2 separate regions of the Homo sapiens genome follow, and region 2 is linked to region 1. A link is an interaction called in ENCODE POLR2A ChIA-PET data of the cell type or tissue named here. Cell type or tissue: GM12878. All regions are shown on one strand.

What was found. ChIA-PET counts read pairs that join two places held together with the same protein. Peaks named below come from ENCODE experiments on the same cell type or tissue, not always from the same donor. Only the 100,000 strongest peaks of a DNase experiment are listed, where the experiment ranks them.
Region 2: POLR2A ChIA-PET joins it to region 1 with 5 read pairs; 4 of 35 experiments call an interaction of 5 or more read pairs at or near these places.

The regions. Positions count from the first base shown.
Region 1 is chr22:40,515,948-40,523,947 of GRCh38, forward strand. All of the region lies in intron 3 of MRTFA (myocardin related transcription factor A), which reads right to left. MRTFA-AS1 (MRTFA antisense RNA 1) reads left to right here and starts at 5,853. Exons shown (of 4, transcript NR_109965.1): 1 at 5,853-7,026; 2 at 7,419-7,493; 3 at 7,578-7,771. In GM12878, no CTCF peak of the experiment used is centred here; a DNase peak (open chromatin) is centred at 3,829; H3K4me3 peaks cover 703 bases; H3K27ac peaks cover 1,312 bases.
Region 2 is chr22:40,410,997-40,418,996 of GRCh38, forward strand. MRTFA (myocardin related transcription factor A) reads right to left here. Exons shown (of 15, transcript NM_020831.6): 12 at 7,378-8,000; 13 at 6,345-6,497; 14 at 5,990-6,050; 15 at 1-911. The coding sequence ends at 394. Among named protein-coding and RNA genes, the nearest start is that of SGSM3, 44 kb to the left of the region's middle. RefSeq lists a silencer at 1,530-1,629 and enhancers at 3,260-3,409, 4,290-4,689, 5,395-5,894. In GM12878, no CTCF peak of the experiment used is centred here; a DNase peak (open chromatin) is centred at 1,685; H3K4me3 peaks cover 1,587 bases; H3K27ac peaks cover 3,610 bases.

The sequences.
Region 1 (8,000 bases):
CAAACTTTTCTAAAAACATCCAAACTACCTACCTTAGTTGGGATTAAACATATATTTAGTAACATTGAATCGGTTGACCAAAAGCCTACATGCAAGAGGATCTTCAGGATAAAGCAATGGAAGATTATTTGCAAACATCTCAAGGACTGACTTAGCTGATATAAAACTCAGCTGTTAAGAAGTTTCTGGGCTAGGCACGGTGGCTCATGCCTGTAATCCCAACACTTTTGGGAGGTCAAGGTGGGTGGATCACTTGAGGTCAGGAGTTCGAGGCCAGCCTGGGCAACATGGCGAAATCCTGCCTCTACTAAAAATACAAAAATTAGCCGGCTGTGGTGGCAGGTGCCTTGTAGTCGCAGCTACTTGGGAGGCTGAGACAGGAGAATCACTTGAACCTGGCAGGTGGGGGTTGCAGTGAGCCAAGATTACACCATCACACTCCAGCCTGGGACACAGAGCGAGGGACTGCCTCAAGAAAAAAAAAAAAAAAAAAAAAGGAAAAAGAAAAAAAAAAAAAGTTTCTGAAAGCCTTCTCAGAAGAGAAGGAAGAGAATAAGCAAGGGAACTTTTTTCTTACCAGAGCCAACAAGGACCTTCACACAGCAAATGTTCCTACTCTAAAGATATACAGGTTTAATTTTAATTCCAACCCACAGAAACTATTAGCTACAACGGAAAAAATGTCTAATGTACGTTTATGGCAAGACACGCTAGAAGTTTTCCTTAGTTTCAAGCATATGACACTGGTTTTGGCCATAGGTATAGAGTCAGAAATATTACTAGACTGTAATTCAAAACAGCATCCCTTCTAATCCTTGTGAACAGGTACAACAGTCACAGTTAAAAACAAGGAAGCTTCTATGCAAAGGTTAGGGCTCATCGTACAAGAGCTTTTTTTAAATGTCAAATTTATTTTTTAAAAAAGAAGGCCATTCCTATGCAGAAAGAAGGTCTAGGACAACATAATTTTTTTCTTTTTTTTTTCCTTTTTTTGAGACAGGCTCTCACTCTGTCACCCAGGCTGGAGTGCAGTGGTGCAATCACAGCTCACGGCAGCCTCGACTTTCTGGGCTCAAGCAATTCTCCTGCCCCAGCCTCCCAAGCAGCTGGGACTATAGGTGTGCACTGCCACGCCTGGCTAATTTTTCATTATTTGTAGAAATGGCAGTCTCACTATGTTGCCCAGGCTGTTCTAGAGCTCCTGGACTCAAGCAATCCTCCTGCCTTGGCATCCCAAAGTGCTGGGATTACAGGTGTGAGTCACTGTGCCTGGCCCCTTAAAATACATATTCTAAAAGAAGAAAAAGTTGGAGGTTTTTTTGTTTTTTACATTTACGTTGTAGTGTTCTGGCAGGGAAAGATAAAACAGGAAGGGAAGGGGGACTAAAAAGTCAGGTAGGCTAAGTACTGGGAGAATGGAGCAAAGGAACCTCGACAAGTTAGAACAGCCTATCAACAGCTAACATACAGGGTCCGAAAAAGGGCTTGAAGTTCACATGAAAGGCAATATAGTATAGTGGTAAAGAGCACAGATTCTTAACCCAGGCCAGCTGGGTACAATCTTAGCCGTAAAATGGGATAAGAGCACCCATCTCACATAGTTGTTGCAAAGAATAAGAGTTAATATACGTAAGGAGCTTGGTACACGGTCTGCCACACTGCAATGTTGTGATTTATAATAAATATATATTTGGTCTTTGTCTTCACTCCTGGCACCGAGGTCCTAAAATTGGACCTTGAAATTTCCTAAGAATAACAAAGGTAAAAGGAGTCGTCTTTTGTTATTCATAACAGGTCCCTTTCAACCAAACCTGAGTTTATGTTAATGAGCTGACTTTGGAAAGCCCTTATGGATGAGGGCTGGCTGCCAGGGAAAACAATCATGTGTTAGAGGATTAGAACTTGCAGCCCCACCATACTCTGACTTCTGGGGATGCAAGAGGGGCTGGAGATTGACCTACTCATCAATGGCCAATGATGTCATTAATCATGCCTACATGATGAAGACTCCATAGAAACCAAAAAGGACAGGGTTTGGAGAGCTTCCAGACTGATAAACCCAGATGGTGCTCTGGGGGTCGTATGCCCAGAGAAGGCATGGGAGCATCACATAACCCCCTCATAGCTCACCCTATGCTTCTCTCCCATTTGGCTGTTCCTGAGTTTTATCCTTTATAATAAATTGACAAATTTAAGTAAAGGGCCTTCATAAGTTCTGTGAGTCGTTCTAGCAAATGATCCAACCTGAGGAGAGGCTTGTGGAAACCTCTGATTTGTAGCCAACTCAGACAGAAGTTGTGGATAACCTGAGGACCCACCACTATCGATCGGCATCTGAAGTTCAGGGAAATCTTGTGGGCCTGAGCCCTTAACCTGTGGGGGTCTGCACTAACTCCAGGGAATTAATGTCATAATTGAGTTAAATTGTAGAATATCCAGTTGGTGACCAGATGGTTGGAGAATTGGTTGTTGGTGAGGGAAAAAAAAAAACAAAACCTACACATCTGATGTCATCAGAGGTGGAGTGTTGAAAGGAGTAGTAGAGTACAGAAAAAAACAAAACAGGCCAGGCACGGTGGCTCACGCCTGTAATGCCAGCACTTTGGGAGGCCGAGGTGGGCGGATCACAAAGTCAGAAGATCGAGATCATCCTGGCTAACAAGGTGAAACCCCGTCTCTACTAAAAATACAAAAAAAATTAGCTGGGTGTGGTGGCGGGCACCTGTAGTCCCGGCTTCTCAGGAAGCTGAGGAAGGAGAATGGCGTGAACCCAGGATGCGTAGGTTGCAGTGAGCCAAGATCATGCCACTGCACTCCAGCCTGGGCGACAGAGTGAGACTCTGTCTCCAAAAAAAAAAAAAAAAAAAAAAAAAACCAGTGTCTGTCTTTCCTCTTCATGCACTGTAAACTCTAAGTGTTAGCTATTATCATTTTAAATATATTTATTTTTGCTGGAATTCTTACAAAATCCACTTAGAATTCGATATTCTAGACATATGTCTCTTTTATGTTTTCGTGATTTTTGTTTTGGAGGCTTTTGGTGGTGGTGGTGGTGGTTTTGTTTTTGGGGTTTTTTTTTTTTGAAGCAGGGTCTCACTCTGTTGCCCAAGCCAGAGTGTAGTGGCAGGATCTTGGCTCACCGCAACCTCTGCCTCCCGGTCTCAAGGGATGCTCCTGCATGATCTCTTTTAATAAAGTTAGTCTAATCTGTGCTTAAGGGAAACAATAAAAAAGATGTGTCCACCTGTGAGGCAGAATTTTAAATGGAAAACTACCCCTGAGTTTAGGCTTGGTGGGACCCGAAAAATGAGTGAGGATGGGTACATGGCGTAGAAGGAAATTTGAGGATAAAACTCAGGGCCACCTATAGAGATGGTCCTTCTCACTTAGAGACTACCCTCTAGAACTCTTCTCAAACCTTGGAGGGTTTTGTGTAATATTTCATTTAGTCAGCTCACTTCTTGGAAAGAGATCAGGGTTGAGAGATGAAGGCGATGTTGTTTTAGCGTTACCTACCAGTGCTGCCCTCTCTTCTCATGCTTGCTTACTTCCTTCAGGAGTCATTTTAACTCCAACCTCCTTGTGTCCAAACTGGCTCAAAGCACTCCAAAGTGGAGGTGAAAGGCAATCACGCTGATTTGTTATACCCAATTTGAGACATTTTTCTGTTGTACATAAAAGCAAAAAAGAAATAAAAGCAATAGAATGTTCCATAAACTTAAAAAAAATGTTATAACAATCACACCCACTCATGGGTTCTGAAAAGCACAATAATGGAGTCAGGCTAGTACAAACGCCTAAGAGCAAAGTCTGAGTGAAAGTGATCAATCTAGTTTCACTTTGGAAACTGGATAGAAACTAGCAACGGAAGTCAGACTCTATGAGGTAATTTTTGCAATAGTTGTTGGCCTTATAATTAATAAGAGATAAGATAATTTTAACCTAAAGGTCATTTTAAGCTTACAACAACTAGAGATAATTTTATTATAAGTTTTAAAAACTAACTTTATTGAACTTCAATTCAGACACAATAAACTTCACCTAGTGTACAATTCAAAGCGTTCTGACAATTGCATATGCCTGTATAACCACGACAATAAAGAGATATATTTTCATCCCTAGGGTTTTCTTGTGTCCCTTTGTATTCAATTTCTCCTTCCACTTCCAGCCCCAGGCAATCACTGATCTGCTGTCACTCTAGAGAAACCTGAATTTTTTTCCTCACACAATTTAAAAAATTGAGATACAATTCACATACTATAAAATTCAACCATTCAAAGTGCATAATTCCATAGTTTATCGCAACTAATTCCAGAACATTTTCATTGCCCCAAAAATAAACCCTGTATCCATCAGCAGTCACTCTCCATTTCCTGTTCTGGACATTTCATTTAAATGGAATCACACAATATGTGGCCTTTTATGTCTATGTCCTTTCATTTGGAAAATGTTTTTAAGGTTCATCATTTTTTTTTTTAAGACGAGTCTCGTTCTGTCACCCAGGCTAGAGTGCAAGTGGCTTGATCCCCGTTCACTGCAACCTCCATCTCCCAGGTTCAAGCGACTGTTGTGCCTCAGCCTCCCGAGTAGCTGAGACTATAGGCACATGCCACCAGCCTGGCTAATTTTTCTGTATTTTTAGTAGACATAGGTTTCGCCATGTTGCCCAGGCTGGTCTCAAACTCCTGGGCTCAAGCGATCCACCTGCCTTGGCCTCCCAAAGTACTGGGATTATAGGCATAAGCCACCACACAAGGCCAAGGTTCATTCATTTTATAACATATATCAACAGTGATTTCTTTTTATGAGTGAATAATATTCCATTGTATGGATATACCATATTTTGTTTATTCATCAACTGAAAGACATGTGGGTTGTTTCCACTTTTTAGCTATTTTGAAAAAGCTGCTATGAACATTTGTCTGTGTAAAAATACACAGACAAATGTTTTCAGTTTTCTAGGATATATATCTAGAAGTAGAATTGCTAGGTCACAGGATCTATGTTTAACTTTTTGAAAAGCTGCCAAATTGTAGTTTTTAAACTTTTCATTCTGAGATAATTATAGATTCACATAATAAGAAATAATAAACAGCTCATGTATAAACTTTTCATTCTGAGATAATTATAGATTCACATAATAAATAATACAAAGAGCTCATGTATCCTTTACTCAGTTCCCTCCAATGATAACATCTTGCAAAACTACAGTACAATATTACAACCAGAATACTGGCACTGTTAGTCAACATACACATTTCCATCACCCTGAGGATCCCTCATGTTGACCTTTTATAGCCACATCTACTTTCAGCCCCACACCATCCACAGGCCCTGACAATATGAAGAACCAATCTGTGCTTCATATCTATAATTTTGTCATTTCAAGAATGTTATATAAATAGAATCATACAATAGGTAACATTTTAGGATTGGCTTTTTTCACTCAGAGTAATTCTCAAGAGTCATTCAGGGTGTTTTATTTCTAAAACGTTTAAAGTTTGCCCCTTTTTAAAAGTTGCTGAGCAGTATCCCACAGCCTGAATTAATTAATTAATTAATTAATTATGAGACAGAGTCTCACTCTGTCACCCAGGCTGGAATGCAGGGGTGCAATCTTGGCTCACTGCAACCTCTGCCTCCTGGGTTCAAGCAATTCTCCTGCCTCAGCTTCCCAAGTAGCTGGGACTATGTGTGCCCGCTACCACGCCTGGCCAATTTTTGTATTTTAGTATAGATAGGGTTTTACCATGTTGGCCAGGCTGGTCTCCAACTCCTGATCGCAAGCGATCCACCCACCTTGACCTCACAAAGGGCTGGGATTACAGGCATGAGCCACCACACCCGGCCTCAAATGAATTTTTGGGATGGTACAAGGTAAGAGTCAATGTTCCCTCTCTCTCTCTCCTTTTTTTTTTTTTAAGACGGAGTCTTGTTCTGTTGGCCAGGCTGGAGTGCACTGGCACAATCTCGGTTCACTGCAACCTCCGCCTCCCAGGTTCAAGCGATTCTCCTGCCTCAGCCTCCTGCGTAGCTGGGATTACAGGCGCACGCCACCACGCCCAGCTAATTTTTGTATTTTTAGTAGAGACGGGGTTTCACCATGTTGGTTGGCCAGGATGGTCTCGATCTCCTGACTTCGTGATCCACCCACCTCGGCCTCCCAAAGTGTTGGGATTACAGGCGTGAGACACTGCACCCAGCCCTCTCTTAATTTTTTTAACATACAGATAGCCAGTTCTTTCCTGATTTGTAAGTTTTTATTTAAACCAGAGTTAGAAAAATAATTAAAATAACACTACCTCTAAACACTCAAAACCACTGCTATGACATAATCCTGCCATTTCAGTAGAACAGAAAATCCCCACGCCTTCCCCTCAGCTCGGAGGGCACAGGACTGGGCAGCAAGCTCCACCAGTTTGTAGAAGGAGTTCAACTTCCAGACAGCAGGGAAATGCCTTTCTCTGAAGTTATTACATGAGTTCACACTGAAGGGAAAGAAGAAAGTGAGCCTTATCATTTTCCCAAGATGCTGTGAGATGTGTTGGATTTACTCTCACTCATAATTGTGCAGGATGGTTGTTTTGTTTTGTTTTGAGGCAGGGTCTCACTCTGTCACCCAGGCTGGAGTGCAGTGGTGTGGTCTCAATTCACTGCAACCTCTGCCTCCAGGGTTCAAGCAATTCTCCTGCCTCCGCCTCCCGAGTAGCTAGAGTCACAGGTGTGCACCACCATGCCTTGCTAATTTTTGTATTTTTAGCAGAGATGGGGTTTCATCATGTTGGCCAGGCTGGACTCCAACTCCTGACCTGAAGTGATCCGCCCCCCTCAACCTCCCAAAGTGCTGGGATTACAGACGTGAGCCACTGTGCCTAGCCACAGGTATGTTCGGGATGGTTTCAACCAACATCAATAGAACCAACTAAGAATAGATGGCCTTCAGCAACACAGAGGGGTAGCACAGGAGTTCCAAAGATCAGTAGTTTGAAAATCAGGTCACAGGGAGTCCACGCTATATGATCTTGGGTAAGTCACTTAACATTCTTAGCCCCCCGTCTGTTCACCTGTAAAACCAAGGTTTGTTATCAGGTCATGTCTAAGATCCTTCCCAGTTAAACATTCTAGAATGCCAAAAATAAGCCTATTTGTTCTTTCTTTGAAAAATGAAGAAAAATGGCAAAAAAAAAAAAAAGTTGTCAAATTGTGAACGTTTATCTAACACAGAGAACTATACCAGGAGCAGGTTTTCTTTTTTGTTTCCTGTTTTACCCTATTCTTCCATACTAATTAGACATCATATAAATCCCACATATAAATCCAACACATCTCATAGCATCTTGGGAAATAAAAATAAAATATCTTTTGGAACTGAACTTCTCAACTTTAATATGCATGTGACAATCTTTTTTTTGAGATAGGGTCTCACTTTGTGGCCCAGCTGGAATACCGTGGTGCAAACACGGTTCACTGCAGCCTTGACCTCCCAAATTCAAGTGAGCCTCCCACTTCAGCCCCCTAAGTATCTGGGACTACAGGTGTGTATCACCATGCCTGCCTAATTTTTGCATTTTTTGTAGAGATGAGGTTTCACCATGTTGCCTAGGCTGGTCTCAAACTTCTGACATCAAGCAATCTGCCCACCCTGGCCTCCCAAAGTGTTGGGATTACAGCTGTGAGCCACTGCACCCGGCAAATAATCTTTTTAAAACAGATTGTGATTCCGCAGGTCTGAGGTGGCGTCTGAGATTCTGCATTCCTAATAGGCTTCCAGGTGATACAAAGGCTGCCAGACCTTGGAACATACTTTGAGTAGCAAGGTATTAGAAGAATACGGACATAGTATCTGTTTGAGTAACCTAATTAATGTTGATACCTAAGTTTTCAGTACTTTACATAACCAAATAAATTAGTCTTATGGCACTGATTTGAGGAATATAATCTTATCGATTCCCAAGAGAATATACTAAGAAAACAGTTCAAAAAATCAAGTTTAATTAATA
Region 2 (8,000 bases), 100 kb before region 1:
GATTCACCCCTTAACCTGTCTCAGCCCTGGGTCAGAAGAGAAGCCTCCCGCCTGGCCAGGCTTCACCTACCTTAGCCAAATTGTAGCCAGACAGACAGTGCCCCCTGACCTCAAAAAAGGAGGTCAAGCTGAAATGGCCCTGACCCTGACCGTGTGTCCAAAACCCCAGCGTGAGAGCCAGGGCTGCTTCTTGACAGCTGCTCTCCTCTGCCCTGCGTGGCACTGAACCAGGAGTAAGGGCTTCTCTGTTCTAGCCTCCCAGGGAAGGGAAAAAGCAGGGGCTGTGATTGTCAAGACTCACAACCATGTGGAGAGGCCGAATCACGCAGGAGAGCCACGCATTGGAGTACCCTGGCTCCCAGCCCCTTCCCCACCCCGTCTTGAGCCAGAGAGCTACAAGCAGGAATCCCAGTGCAGCTGCAAATCATGGCCATCGAGGAAGTCTGTGGAGAAGAGGCTGGGGGCTGTGGTGCTGAGGGGGGCTAGGCTCAGCACGGGACCACCTGACGACAGCTCCAGCCAGTCCATGCTGTCCAGGTGGCCATCAGCCAGGTCCAGGCCCATGGTGCTGCTGGGCTCAGGAACAAAGTGCAATTCCGAGGTGTCCATGGGTGACGGGGGGTGGTCCAGGATGGCAGTGCTGCTCAGCATCTGGCTATGGAGGTCGTCAATGAGGGAAAGGGGCTCTGGCCCGTCATGCCCACTGGTCAGCAGGGGCAGCCCCGTGCTGCTCTCCAGGAAGTCCTCCAGGCGTCCAGGGAGGGAGGGTGAGCCTGGAGGAGGTGGGGCAGCCTGGGGGAGCTCAGCAGAAGGTGATGGCTGTGCTGCCAGGGGGGACCCACAGACTGTCTTCGGGGATGGCTTCTCCTTCCCTGGCAGGGATGGCGGCTCCTTGAAATCTGCTGAAATTTCTGCCAATCAATCAAGAGAGTAAATGGATATCAGAAGCCAAGCCTGTATATCTACATGCAAAAGAATGAAGGTGGACCCCCCAACGTCACACCATTTACAAAAATAAAACGGATCAAAGACTTACTTAAATGTAAGAGCTAAGACTATAAAACTCTTTAAAAATATTTGCAAATCACATATTTGATAAAGAAGTGATATCCGGAATACACAGAGAACTTCTAAAACTCAACAACAAAAAACCAAACTTGACTCAAGAATAGGTAAAAGAAAGATTTGAACAGACATTTTTCCAAAGATGATATACAAATGGCCAACAGCACATGAAAAGAGCTCAATATCACTAGTCATGAGGGAGACCACAGTGAGATACACCTCAAACCCACTGGAGTGGCTACTGTAAAATTAAATTTTTAAGAAAGTATTGGTGAGGATACAGAGAAACTGGAGCCCTTGTGCCCTGTGGTAGAAATGCAAAATGGTGCAGCTGCTATGAAAAACAGTATGGAGGTTCCTCCAACACTTACTTACTTAAAAATAGAATTACCATATGATCTAGCAATTCCACTGCTGGGCATATACCCAAAAGAATTGGAAGCAGGGTCTCAGGTATTTGTACACAGGTGTTGATAAGTGCATTCACAACAGTAGAATGTGGAAGCAACCTATGTCCATCAATGGATGAAGGAAGTGATACTATGCTTAGTGCAACAGCCTGTCACAAAAGACAATTCATGATTGCACTTAGTCAAAATCATAGAGACAGAAAGTAGAATGGCAGTTGCTACAGGCTGGCGGAAGGGCCAAATGGGAAGTTACTGTTTAATGGGGATAGTTTCAGTTTTACGAGATCAAAAGAAAGGGAGATGGATGGCAGTGATGGCTGTACACATTATGAATGTATTTAATACCACTGAACCATACACTTAAAAATGGTTAGTTACAATGGGCTGGGTGCAGTGGCTCACGTCTGTAATCCCAGCACTTTGGGAGGCCAAGTGGGGTGGATTACTTGAGGTCAGGAGTTCGAGACCAGCCAGGCTAACATGGTGAAACCCCGACCTCTACTAAAAATACAAAAATTAGCCGGGCACGGTGGTGCACGCCTGTAATCCCAGCTACTCAGGAGGCTGAGGTAGGAGAATGGCTTGAACCCGGGAGGCGGAGGTTGCAGTGAGCCAAGATTGCACCACTGCACTCCAACACTGGGAAACAGAGTGACACCCTGTCTCAAAAAAAAAAAAAAAAAAAAAAAAAAAGGTTATGATGGGTTGGGCACAGTGGCTCACACCTGTCATGCCAGCACTTGGGAGGCTGGGACAGGAGGATTGGCTTCAAGCCAGGAGTTTGAGAGCAGCCTGGGCAACAAGGCAAGACCCCATCTTTATCAAAAAACAACAACAAAAAAAGGTAAATTTTAGGTGTATTTTACCACAATTTTTTTTTTTTTTTTGAGACTTGAGTCTCACTGTTGCCCAGGCTGCAGTGCAGTGGGGCAATCTTGGCTCACTGCAACCTCCGCCTCCCGTTTTCAAGCAATTCTCCTGCCTCACCCTCCTGAGATTACAGGCACGTGCCACCATGCCTGGCTAATTTTTTCACCATGTTGGTCAGGCTGGTCTCGAACTCCTGACCTCGTGATCCGCCTGCCTTGGCCTCCCAAAGTGCTGGGACTACAGGTGCCCGCCACCATGCCCGGATAAATTTTTTGTATTTTTTAGTAAAGACGGGGTTTCACCATGTTAGCCAGGATGGTCTCGATCTCCTGACCTCGTGATTTGCCTGCCTCAGCCTCCCAAAGTGCTGGGATTACAGGCGTGAGCTACCACGCCCAGCCGATTTATCACAATTTTTAAAAAATCAAAAAAAATGTGCAAAGGACTTGGCCATTCTCCAATAGAAGATACACAAATGGTCAGGCAGCACATGAAAAGATGTTCCACGTCACTAAATGACAGAAATGCAAACTAAGATACCACTTCACACCCATTAGGATGGCTTGTATCAAAAAATTGAAAATAAGAAGTGCTGGTGAGGAGGTGAAGAAACTGGAACCCTTGTGCATTGCTAGTGTGAATGTAAAACGTTACAGCTGCAGTGGACACAGTTTAGTGATTCCTCAAAAAGTTAAACACAGAAGTTACCATATGAGGCGGGGTGCGTTGGCTCATGCGTGTAATCCTATCACTTTGGGAGGCCGAGGCGGGCAGACTGCCTGAGCTCAGGAGTTCAAAACCAGCCTGGGCAACACAGTGAAACCCCGTCTCTACTAAAAAACACACAAAAAATTGGCCGGGCGTGGCGGCGGGTGCCTGTAGTCCCGGCTACTCGAGAAGCTGAGGCAGGAGAATTGCTTGAACCCCAGAGGCAGAGGTTGCAGTGAGCCAAGATCGTGCTACTGCACTCCAATCTGGGCAACAGACTCCGTCTCCAAGGAAAAAAAAAGAAGAAATTACCATATGATCCGGCAATTCCAACCCTAGGTTTATGCCCAGAACTGAAAGCAGGGACTCAAGACAGACACTTGTACACTGACATTCACAACATCCAAAGGGTGGAAACAGCCCAGGTGTCCAGCCACAGATGAATGGATGAAGAGAATGTGGTGAATCCACACTACAGGGTATGATTCAGCCTTTAAAAAGAGTGAAATTCTGACACATGCTGCAACACAGATGGACCCTGAGGACATTATGCTGAGTGAAATAAGCCAGACACAGAAGGACAAACTGAGTCTACTTCTGTGAGGTCCCCACGACAGGCAAATCCATAGAGAAAGTGGGATGGGGACTGCCAAGGGCTGGAGTTGGGGAGAATGGGGAGTTACTGTCTAATGGGTACAGTTTCCTTATGGGGTGATGAAGTTCTGGAGCGGATAGGGGTGACAGTTGCACAACACTGTGAATGGACCTAATACCTCTGATTGTACATTTAAAAAATGATTAGAATGGCAAATTTTATTATCTCACCACAACTAAAAAAAGAATTATGCAAAAACCAGGCCTGCTCCCCAACCCTGTGGGTTCTGGCCCCCCCTGTCCTGGCAGAATGCACTCTTTGCCCTGCAGCCGCTCTCACCAGGCAAGGAGGTCGCTGCCTGCCCAGCTGCCACCACCTGCCCAGACCTCTCTCCTCAAACACCTGCTTCTGGCATCACTGCCACCTCTTGGGCCACTTTTCAGTGTCCCTTTGGCGGCAGGCAGCACCCACACCCACCATCTCCCTTTCTCTGCCATCCCTTAGAAGCTAGAGTTCAAAGCCTGTTCCCTTTTCCTTCTTGAACAATATCTCTGGGGTAGCACCTCCTTCCCTTGGAACCTCCTGAAGCTCACGCCAAGGCCTCGCTCCTGAGCGCCCAGCCCAGCCGTCCTCACAGCGGGTCCCATACCTGCCGCCTCAGTGCCACCTGCACTGGTGAGAGATGCGCCTCAGACCCCAGGGACCCAGGGATTCTCCCTAGGGCTTGAGAATTACAGACCTCACAGGAACACCAGTGACTGAGCTCTTGTCTTAAATTGAAATAAAATTCACACAACATCACATCTACTCTGGTAGAGCTGTGGTTCCAGGCTGAGCTCCCACTTTGCCTGCACCCCTCAGCCGCTCCTCCTCCTCCTGAAGCCACTGAGACACTCAAAGAGAAGTCCACGCTCACCACCCAGCATCGGCACCACAGGCCCAGACTTCTTGCCTGCTGCCGCCAGTGAGCTCCTCCCCAGGACCATCTCGGGGTCATCTGGGATCTTCTACTCCCAGCTGGGTCCCCTCACACAGACGCGCGCTATTTCCTGCCCAGCATCTGCCCTACCTCCTTCTTCCCCTCTGCAGGGGAACCTCCCAGAGAGCTCTCTACGGCCACCCCCACCCTGCTCCCAGGCCTCTCATGGACTTCCTGTTGTGCCCATGATGCCTACCTTCCGTGTCCAGGCCTCGGTCCTCAGCTCCCTTGGTCACGGCTGGATTCCAGGACACCGCACCCTGCCACTACTTGTCCTCCCGACCCCCAAGGCTGGGCTTAGCCCCAACCTCTGCTCCCCCACCTCACACCCTCGGCAGCCTCCCAGCTCCAACTGCCAATCTAGATGTGACAACACTCCAACTCCTACCTCCAGCCCAGACCTCTCTCACAAATGCCACTTGATGTCAACTGTCCCTGTGAACCCTCCATTCGGTCTCGTGACACACCCCATCAGGGACCGCGCAATGTGGTCCCACACGTGCCCCCTCCCCAGCTCACCCCATCAATGGCCACTCCACCCTGGCCCTTTAGGCCACAGCCCTTGAAGTCATCCTTGGCTGTTCCTTCCCTCTCCCCCCACTTCATCCATAAAGACACCAACCTGGCTCTCTCCAAATGGGGCTGATTCCAGCCGCTCCTCTGCCCGCCACTGCTGCCTGCTGGGCCAAAGCCCAGCTCTCCAGTCGCCCCCCAACCTGGGGCTCCCTGCTTCTGCCCTTGCACGGCTACTATCGCCTGGGTCCTGCATCAGACCAGGCCTTTTCTGCTCAAGGCTGTGCGATGGCTTCCCACACAATGGAGCCAAAGCCACCCTGCCCTGGTGCCCAGGAGGCCACGCATGATCTGGCCATGAAGGCCTTCTTCCCCTTTCCTCAACTCCACTCCAACCCGCCAGGTACTCCCGAGGCCGCACAGATGCACACAGCTGCCCCTGCTCACAGGAGACATCCTGGACCTTCCCCACCAGGCTCCCCAGACCTCTCCCTCTCCTCCATTTTTGTCCTAAGGCTCCTCTCGGATCTTCCATATGATCTGCTTATTTCTTATATTTGTTGTCCACCTCCCCAGGCTGCACTGTGAGCTCCACAAGGGCAAATGTCTCTTCTGTTCGTTGGGAGGCGAGGGCCTTGGGGCAGTGCTTCCAGCTGAAGGACGGCACCTTCCCTGGTCCTCTCGCCCAGGCCTTGGAGACGGGAGGGCTCACAGCCACCACTGCATCCACAGTGCTTGCCCAAGACTGGTCACGCACGGAAGCATTCAATAAAAACAAACCAACCCAGGGCTAGAGACACCTATGAACAGAGAAGGCCGTCAGGGAGGCAGCAGGGGACCTGGGGTTACCTCCGCTCTGAATGAGAATGTCAAACAGGTCGTCCATCTGCTGGCTTGAGGAACCATTTTCCTGTGGGACAAAGGAAAAAAAAAAAAGAGATAAAAATCTTGAATGGGGGCTCCCAGCCCGAACTACGAATGAGGCCCCTCCCTCTGCCCCAGAATAAGCAGCCAGATCCACAGGACCCATGGGCGTGCCCGGACTCCTGGAGCCCGTCCCCTAACAACCCACTCCCCAAGGCCTCTCTGACCCTGAAGCTGGGCTTCGCCTGCCCCCTATTCCTCCGGGTGGGGCTGTAGGAGCCTCAGCCCAGCAGCCTAGGGCAGCTGCCAACACTAGCCAGGCCTAGCCCGCCTTCCTCACCTGCTGTTTGGGCTGCTGGCTCATGGCTTCCTCATAGCCAGGTGGTTCCTTCTTCAGCAGAGAAGTGGGGGTCCCAAAGAGGGGCTGCAGTGGGTGCTCCAGGTCCATCTGGGCAGAGGGGGCAGGCGCTGGAGAGCCAGGCTGGGACGAGGGCTGGACAGGAGAGCAGGGAGAGGACCAGTGGCCAGGGGGCTGGGGGTGCAGACCTGCCTTGTAGGGGGCGGGGGGCGGGGATAGGGCCAGGGCCTCTCACACTCTAGGAGGGAAGATGGGAGGCACTGGCTTTTAGGGAGCTTTCATGAAAGCCACTAGGTAGGAAGGAATACAGGATGGGGGGCCCTCAACCCTGCAGGGGGTGCCTGGCCCCTTGAGGTTTGGGAGAGGTCTCTGGGCTGGGCTGGTCACCCCCTGAGATTTCTGCAGCTTCTTTCTCTGCTTGGGGCTGCTCAGGGACCCCTGTCTCCTATCCTGAGGTACCTGTTCCTGTCACTGTCTTCTCTACCCCCAAGTTCTGCAGGACCACGAGGCTACATAAAGCCTTAGGGCAGCCTCACCTGTGGCCTGGGCTGAGAGAGGGTCTGCTGAGGGAGCTTTCCGCTGCTGACACCTTGGTGGGGACAGCTAGCCTCTCTGAGGAGAGGACCCTGAGCTGGATCCTGGCCAGAGGACCCCACAGCCTCTCCCCGGGGCAGGCTACCTCTGACCTTCACTGGCCACTCCCCACAGAGCAGCACTAGGGCAGGCCCAGCCTGGGTACGGGCTGCTCAGGAGTCCTGCTGCTGAGGTGCCGAAATGTTCTAGTCTCAACAGCCAGAGAGGTGGGGAGCTCACCAATGGCTCCGCCCTACAGCTAGGGGGTCTGAGGCAGGTCCCTTAACTTTCCTAAGTCTCAGTACCCCCCTGGTGAAGGAAGATTAAATGAAGCAAACACAAAATGTCCAGCACGAGGGGTCCCCTGGCCCAAGAGGGCTGTAGCGAGACGCTCTTCCCACCCTCCTCTGGGCCCTGCCCGGTTCCTCCCATACCCAGGTACCTGCTGGGGGCTCCCACTGGACAGGCCAGGGCTGTCTGCATTCTTATTGGTCACGGTGAGGACAAGGTGGGTCCCTGTGGAGTCGGTGATGAGGGTGGGAGGTGCAACCCCCTTGATGAGGCTGGGGCCCTGAGGCCCCAGAAGCAACTGGGGGGCGGGGACCGGCTCGGGCTCAGGCTGCAAGGCTTCCTGCTTCACCACCACGGACGGGGGCCCCGGGGCCACAGCACAAGGGTCTATGTGGTTGGTGGCTGGGGCCGCCAGGCTGGGGTTGAATGGGTGAGCGGGGCCCAGGGGCTGCTGGCTCAGCTGGCAGCTGGAGAAGCTGTTCTCCTGCTTCACGGGGGTGCCGAGGGGGGCGGGGGCGGGGGCGGGCTGCTGGGCTCGCTTCTCCTGCTCCAGCTGCAGCTTGAGCCGCTCCACCAGCTGCTGCTTCTGCCGGAGCATGCGCGTCAGCGCCTCGATCTGCTTGTCTTTCTCCTGCAGCATCTGGTCCTTGTCGCGCCCCTCTAGCTCCGCCCGCCCCCCAGGGCTCAGGCAACAGGACCCGGCCCGGGGGCCCTCCTCCTTCACGAGGATCTGCAGTGGCGAGGCCTGCAGGGTCAGCTGCGTCAGAGGTGATG